3 separate regions of the Homo sapiens genome follow, and all the other regions are linked to region 2. The links are chromatin loops, found by intact Hi-C in ENCODE. Cell type or tissue: endothelial cell of umbilical vein. All regions are shown on one strand. Region 1 overlaps HAO1 (hydroxyacid oxidase 1). Region 2 has its middle 22 kb from the start of LINC01751. Region 3 has its middle 150 kb from the start of LINC01713.

Region 1 (2,500 bases), 640 kb before region 2:
CATTTTTCAAAGTACATTCTTGGTCTATAGGAGAGGAACAAGATATGTAACTATCTCTGACTATTGCTAAAAACACAAACGTCTTTAATAAATGTTGCATAAACTCAGAAAGTGATACTTCAAAGTCTTGTGAAAAATGATGATCACCAGCATTTATACAGCAATTAGTATGTGCCACGCAATTTGACTTTATTATTTATTCATCTATCTTTACCACCATCTTAAAATATGTGAGTGCAAAACCCTGAGAAACTTTCTCCAACTCCTGTGGGTGTGGAAATCGAGGCTTAGAGAGGTTAATGCTTTGCTCAGATTATTAATCACTTAGGCAGTGCTACCTATAATATCCTGCTCTGTTACTGGTATTTCCAAACGTCATTAACTGTAGCAAGAATCCTAAGGCAAGCACTATGCTATCATCTTAAAATATTTATTGCAAACATCCTATGTTTTATTGTTTTATCTTTTTAACTTTGAGAAGATAAAATAAGCCACAGAAGTGAAATTAATTGGGAAATCATTCGCTTTTTGCAAAATTTGGGAGCATAAACAATGGGTCATGAATTACAATCAAACAAAAGATAAAATTCTAAGAAGTCTTTTAAAGTGGAAAAAAATAACTGAAAAATACTGAATGGAGGGCAGTTTTTCATGCACTGTGTTACGAATAAAAAATTTGATTCAATGGATTACTTAATCAACATTTTAATAGTTGTAAATCTTATAATATTTAAGCTGTTTTATAAGTGCCTCTACTTATAATGGCACATCCGTTTGAAACTCTAGCAGATCATTTTTATTTATTTTTTTGAATTTTTTTCTTTATATTCTTTAAAGAAGGATACAAAATTATTTCTATGAATATTTAACATATGGAAGGAAATAGCAATAATAAACATAAATGCTAACACATATAAAATAGGTGGTATCATTAGGCTAAATTTTAGTCTTCCAGGATAAGTAGAACATCTCTGACTTCTCAAATATCCAATTAATAAAATGCTTACTATACCATTTGGTGCTTTAAGAACATTGCCATGGAAACCTCTCAGGTTTTATGCACAGTAGCTATAATAAAATTTTCCTTCATCTTTCATGGAGCTACTTGAGATTTTTTTTCTCCCTTTAAACATGAGAAATCAAAAAGAAAGAGAAAAGAAGGATTAAATATTCATTTATCCTTTTGCTTCTGACTTGTTATGTGGGCAAGTGCCACATGAGGGAGTGCTGGGACCTCATATCAAGAAAAATTAAAACCTACCTAATGCGTTCCAGGAATGTTCAGCATATTAGCAAATTCTTATTAAACTGTCAAAAAAAAAAAAAGTTTTAAAAGAAATTCCAGCCCCTGGATGCAATTAGAGGCTACCACACTGGATTTGATGGGCCATAAAACCATTAAATCTAAACACTTTCTTTTTGAGCCTAAAAGGCCAGAACATTCCAAAGTGAAGTTTTGGGACTCAGCTATGACTTGACCACCTATTAAGATGCAGGTGGAACAGATTGCAGAGTAACACAAAGAGCCACACAGACCCCAGATGACTGCATTAGGGTGTAGGTGAGAGTTTTAGCTGTTGAATTTTCTGGATTTTCCAAGATTAAGTGATCAACCTTAACAATGAGTGAAAGACCATTCAACAGGAAGAATTGTCATTTCCTTTGCTCTAAACCCAAACGATGTATTTTTTGAAAGCTTTATTGATTTATATATTTATGTGTTGTGCTAGGCGACCGACTAGATATATGTTTCAGCATACCTACTAGGAAAATATCCCCATTATTCTCAATTTTACCTAATCCAGGCAAAGCACTGGACTTGCTTTAAGGAACATTTTTACTCTTTCTGAAGTGGAGTGCCTGTCATGTATCAGGTGCAATGCTTGGACTTTACGTTCTTGTGATTAATCCTTACAATAGGCCTGTGAAGTAATTCTCATTCTGTTTGACAGTAGAGAAGAAGGAAGCCCTTGACCAAGGTCTAGTGCCAGTAATGGTGGTGATGGGGTTTGAACCTAAGTCTGTTTCACTCTAAAGTGTAACCAAATTTTATGTTTTAGACTTGCTTTTCTAACAATAAAAAGTCAGTGACATGCTCTTTCTGTGTGTAAGCACTCACACACACACACACAAACACACATCCGTATTACATATGCTTATATATGTATTAAAAGATTATGGACATTTGATATATATACATATACTAAAATGTATAATTCATTGCTAAAGTATTTTCATATAAATAGTGGCTTCAGTGTTAAAATCACTTTGCAATGAAACAAGATTGTTGATTAAAACACCTATTAAAAAATTAGAATCTAGCCATATTAAAGACAGTCATCGAATGGAGTGATTTCTACGATTTTGCACCAAAATTTAAGCTATTGGGTGGCTTTCTTGAGAGCATGAGATTGCTTCTTCTCAGAATTATTAATGTGCCTGATGACATTAAAATGTGACAGTGAAAAAAGTCAGAGGCTCACATGTGTATCCCAACACT
Region 2 (2,500 bases):
ATTTTAAATGTGTTTTTTTCACGTGTGTGGGAAGAATTGGGCAGAAAAATGAACTTTCAGCTCTTGTGGAGGGCAGTGGGGTCCACCAACTTTATTTTTACTGTTAAAATCTGTGTAAAAATAACATTATTATGACACAGTGAAATCCCCTACAATATGTTGAAATGACTAAGAAAAGAAAATAAAAGTAGGAAAACTTTAAGTGGGTTTGATTTTGGAAGCCAAATATTTTTAGAAAAATGTAATGAAACTTGCTTATTACTTTTACTTTCAACATTTTGCTACATCAAATGTTTATCTTTCAAAGACCTGGTTTAGAACACACACCTACACACACATGCACACATACACACACACAGATAGGGTATTTCTTCTCTCTCCGTTTCATGACTTTAACATTTCCCTTTCCTGGTCCTGGGGAGGATATTAGAAGGGATAAGCCCTAACATTAAAACAAACACATAAATAAACTACCAATGGGAAAAATACCACCTCGTTTCTTTAAGGATTTAACCTAACCAAAATTGGGCTTCCCTGGGGTCTGCTTTGCTCTGTTAGACCCGTTCAGCAGGAAATGGCACATGCTGAAACTTCGGAGTATCACACACTAACTGGTGATTGCTGATGTTGGGCCCTAAAGAAAAACAGTTAGGAGATGAAATTCCCCATAGCCCCCTGTAACCAGACTCCTTGAACATTGTCCCTAAACCATTAAAGTTACTGTGGCAAAGGTGTCATGCCTTGTCCAGTAGTGCTGAGCTTCTATGTTTGATGCATGAACACCTATAGGCAGAGTTTGTCTACCTAAGGCTTAAGCCATGGCATTCAAAGAATGGTGTTCATATTTAAGTAATAAAAACACTCACCAGTTATTACTGACTAATCTCACCCAATGAGCTGAAAGAATGCCTGGTGCTTGGGAGTAGGTTGTTATAGCGGCCGTGGTGCGAAAGCCAGGACATACATAATTAATATCTACCGCTTTCCCGAAGACTCTTGTTCTCAAGTAAGCTATGTCCTCAGTCATCAGCAGATGGCGCTGTTCCCTGAGGCTCAGAGCTCTTCAAATCGGCCTGTCTCAATATTGGATTGTACTTCCCAAGGCTTAGAGTGTAGGAGGCTAGAAATCACTTTCTCGAAACACTGGCTAGAGTTATTTGCCATGAAGAATTCACCAGGCAGTCTAGTTAACAGAAAGCAGAGAAGTCCTGATAAAGCTATGCTATGGAAAGCTCATCTTGTTGAAACTGGCTCTTTGGCTCTATGTTTTTAATATTGTTCTAAAATATAAATTTTGCTTTTCAGCCAGACTGTTCTTTCATGCAGTCTTGTGTGACCGCCACTGAGAAGGCAAACCAAACTTATTCTTCCAAGAAGGTCTGAGATGAACAGACTTCTGGTGTAACACACACATCAGTAGTGACCCTTCTTGCTAATGGAAGAACAGAGTTTGGGGGATTTTTAACCACCTATTCCACAATATGAGGCAGGATGTGATCCAACTTCCCATCAGAAAACACTTGGGGAGGTATTTTTAAATGACAGATTTCCAAGCCTTACCTCAAACCTGCTACATCCAAAACTCTAGGGGTGTGACTGGAAACTGTTCGGTTTTTGTTTGTTTGTTTAATCTCTTCAAATCGATTCTGATGCAGCTGGGCCATTATTTGGCAGACTGAGAACATCCAAACTATATAACCCGTCCCAATAATATATTGAAGAATTCTATGATTTAAAAAAAAACGTGCAAGAAGCATGAATACTTTAGTTTTCAGAGACTCAAAAGACAGTATTATTCCTGGGACTACCTCATGAGAACTTGCTTTTATGAGTGAGCATGAATGTTCATGCTGAAAAGCCATTTATCTCAATAAAGTCAAGGAAGTTTTTAGTTTTCACAAAAGAAATCTGGGAGTAAAAAACTACAATGTTGAGTTATTCTTTTCTATGTGTTCTTTGAGCTTTCTATTCAATATTTGTTGATAATCAACTATATGTTAAGCATTCAAATAATGAGATCAAGCCTCCACCCTCAAAGAGAATACGTAGGGCAGATTGAACAGGAAAAGGTAAGCAACACTACAAATAAGAAACTATAATACAGGACAGACATAATCAAATGTAATAAAGAAACACAACAAGAAAATGAAGATTAAAAAATAATGATGAATGCTCATGTAGGGCAATTTTGGTTTCTTCCTAGCAGAGGTGACATATTTTTAAGAAGAAATTATGAATAGGATGTCATTTGCTTTTAAAAAAATCATTCTTAATGGGTACCATTTTCCTTAGAAGAGCCATAAAAAGTAGCTCCTGGACCACTAGGAACTTTAGATAAGCCCCTCCCAGTGCTATGGCCAGCTTCTCCACTCTCCCTGGCCCACCAGCTCCTCATCTACCATCCTACCTGTGAACCTTTTCTAGAAAGAAGAAATGTGCCAAAATTCAGACTTTCTGGCCTTCTTATATACTTCTGATTTTGTGAGGACCTGAAATACTG
Region 3 (2,500 bases), 700 kb after region 2:
TGAAACTCCTTTATCTATGCTAACAAGTCTAAATTTGATCTTATAGGCAATTAAGAACCATAAAATGTTTTAAAGTTATTGTGTGACACCATCCGCCCCAATATATCCCACTCCCAAACACAAAAATTCCTCCATACTCTTATTATATTATTCTCCTCCCTGCAAAATTTTCCCGAGGAGTTCAAGAAAAAACTGATATTAGTGATCCCAGAATTCCTTGATTAACATAGGTCAAGGCACGGCACTTGAAGATTTGAAGTCACATTGGCAGGGGTTTTGCTCCTCTCTGTTGGAGGTCTTTACTTGCTACTTGCAGTCAGTGGGAAGGTGGGGGCCAGGAGGTGCAGGATTCTATCCCCTTTCAACCGGAGCAGTTTGCTTTGATTTGTTACACATATTGTTTTCCTAGATGAGATTTCTTCTGGAAAGACAAGAAACTGGACTGCGGAAATGGATGTTTTCACACCATCTTCAGTTAGTGGTAAGGTGAAGCCCCTACTAAAGATATGGCTTCTGGCTCTCAATGCACCATTAACCGGTGAGTGATGTGTCCCTTGTCAGGTGACTTGCAAGCTACATGTGGATTGATTTCCTTCATGATTCCACAGAATCCTAGAACAGGGGGTGTCTTCAGAGGCCCAGAGAAATTGAGAGTGTTGCCAAGATTAGTGAAATAACAGTGCCAGAGGAGACTCTGGTTCTCCAGGTAGCAAGCTCAGAGCTTGTTCCACTACCATCCGTCTCCACACCACATCCCCCACCTGCAGTGCTCCCGGCTGGTAGCTCCACGGTCTCTTGCCTGGACCACTGCCACAGCCTCCTAACTGGTCTTCCTGCTTCTAACCCTGAATATCCTCAACAACAGCAGCCATCCCATTATAACTCCTGGGATCAAGACCTGAGGTCAATGAAATCTGTACTAACTGCGTCACAGAGTAGAAAGATCAGATGAGTTGGGACAACACTTTGACATGTGGAAGACCGTTGTTTTTATCACTAACCCGAAAGTTAAATAAAATAAACCTGCTTGAAAACAGGAGGAGGCTACTTGGCATCGCCACGGTTTTCATGGGAGCCTTTCAACACTCATCAGTTCCTCCCTTAATTTCCTCTTCTGTGATCACCTCTAGTGCTAAAAGGACATAGGCTTTGCAGAAAGGGCAGCTGGCCCAGGCCTTCCAACAGGGCAAAGTAGCATCAGGAAACAAAACTGAATACTGCCATCTACTGGGAGAAAAAGGCACACTGTGGAGAAAGCTCATTAAACCAGGGAGGAAGAAAGTAACTGAAAGAGACAAAAGATACCATTTATAAGCAGAGCTCCTAATTAGGGGGGATCACTGGAAAGATGAAAGAAAATAAAGGTGCAGGGGCATGGTGGAAGCAGAAAACGTGATGTGTAAACTTAACTGGTACTTAAGGGGCACCGTTCCCACTCACTTCATTTTTCAAGGGAAAAACAGAAGCCCAAGAGATTTGAGCAAATTGCTTGCTGTCGCTACTAAGTAACACCAACACTAAACCTTTGGCTCAATTCGTGATGCATTGATTGATATTACACTTTCAAACAAGCAAGCACATAATCAAATGCAGAGACCATTGTATCTATATTTTTGGTTGCTTGGGAATCTATGCATCTACCTATCTATCTACCTACCTACCTACCTACCTACCTACCTACCTACCTACCTAGGAATGCATGTATTTACTTACATTCCAATTGGTTTCAGAAGTATTGACAGTGGCTGAATGAGAAGGTGGTGACCAACATCATTTATGAATGAGACGTATAGAGAGGAACTGGACAAATTTTGAGCATGAGTCATGAGAGGGAAAGATCGCCAGGATTGGAGGTGGAACAAGAGATTAAGACCTGTGCCTCACATTGATCCCTTATCAATAACATTCACTGGAGGAAGCTGTTTCCACCAGTTATTCTTTGTTCTTCAATGACTACTAGTGACTTGGACTAATGCCAGAGTAGCTACATTATTCCAAAAATGAAGAAAGCCAGGAAATCCCATTGAACCTTTCTTCAATATATATCCAGATTTGTATAATTTCCTTCCACCCACACTGGTACCTTGCTGGCCTGTGCCACCATCATCTCTTGCCTAGACTGCTGCAATAGCCTTATAACTGGTCTTTCTGCTTCTAGTCTTAGCTATTCTCACCAATGATAGCCACCGTCATTCTATGACAACTTCTGGTTTCAAGACTTTCCAAAGCCCCCTCTTCTATCTCACTCACTAATGAGTGAAAGTTCTGTAATTTAAGAGGTGCTGCTCCGTGCAATCTGGTTACTATCTCTTCCCCTTGTTCTTCCCATTGCTTGCTCAGTTCCAGGTACACTGACATCCCCCCTCTTCCTGTAGCCAGAAGAGCACCTACCACAGGGCCTTTGCACTGGCTGTTTCCCCTGTCTGGAAGGTTCCTCCAGATATCTACATAGGTAAATACCTCATCTCCTTCAAGTCTTTGTTCAAATGTCATTTTCTCA

Evidence for each region. Hi-C counts contacts between places; a loop is a spot of excess contacts. Peaks named below come from ENCODE experiments on the same cell type or tissue, not always from the same donor. Only the 100,000 strongest peaks of a DNase experiment are listed, where the experiment ranks them.
Region 1: a loop joins it to region 2, with 7 times the contacts of the local background. A loop is called at or near these places in 3 of 110 quality-filtered maps.
Region 3: it touches region 2 in a loop (4-fold over the local background); 10 of 110 quality-filtered maps call a loop at or near these places.

Annotation. Positions count from the first base shown.
Region 1 is chr20:7,925,690-7,928,189 of GRCh38, reverse strand. The region is part of intron 2 of HAO1 (hydroxyacid oxidase 1); the gene reads left to right. Among named protein-coding and RNA genes, the nearest start is that of HAO1, 14 kb to the left of the region's middle. In endothelial cell of umbilical vein, a CTCF peak has its summit at 1,210; DNase peaks (open chromatin) are centred at 1,249 and 1,679; H3K27ac peaks cover 1,344 bases.
Region 2 is chr20:7,284,645-7,287,144 of GRCh38, reverse strand. No RefSeq gene overlaps it. Among named protein-coding and RNA genes, the nearest start is that of LINC01751, 22 kb to the left of the region's middle. In endothelial cell of umbilical vein, a CTCF peak has its summit at 1,024 (motif pointing right); a DNase peak (open chromatin) is centred at 1,044.
Region 3 is chr20:6,582,013-6,584,512 of GRCh38, reverse strand. No RefSeq gene overlaps it. Among named protein-coding and RNA genes, the nearest start is that of LINC01713, 150 kb to the left of the region's middle. In endothelial cell of umbilical vein, CTCF peaks have their summits at 1,028 and 1,228 (motif pointing left); DNase peaks (open chromatin) are centred at 1,222 and 1,882; H3K27ac peaks cover 386 bases.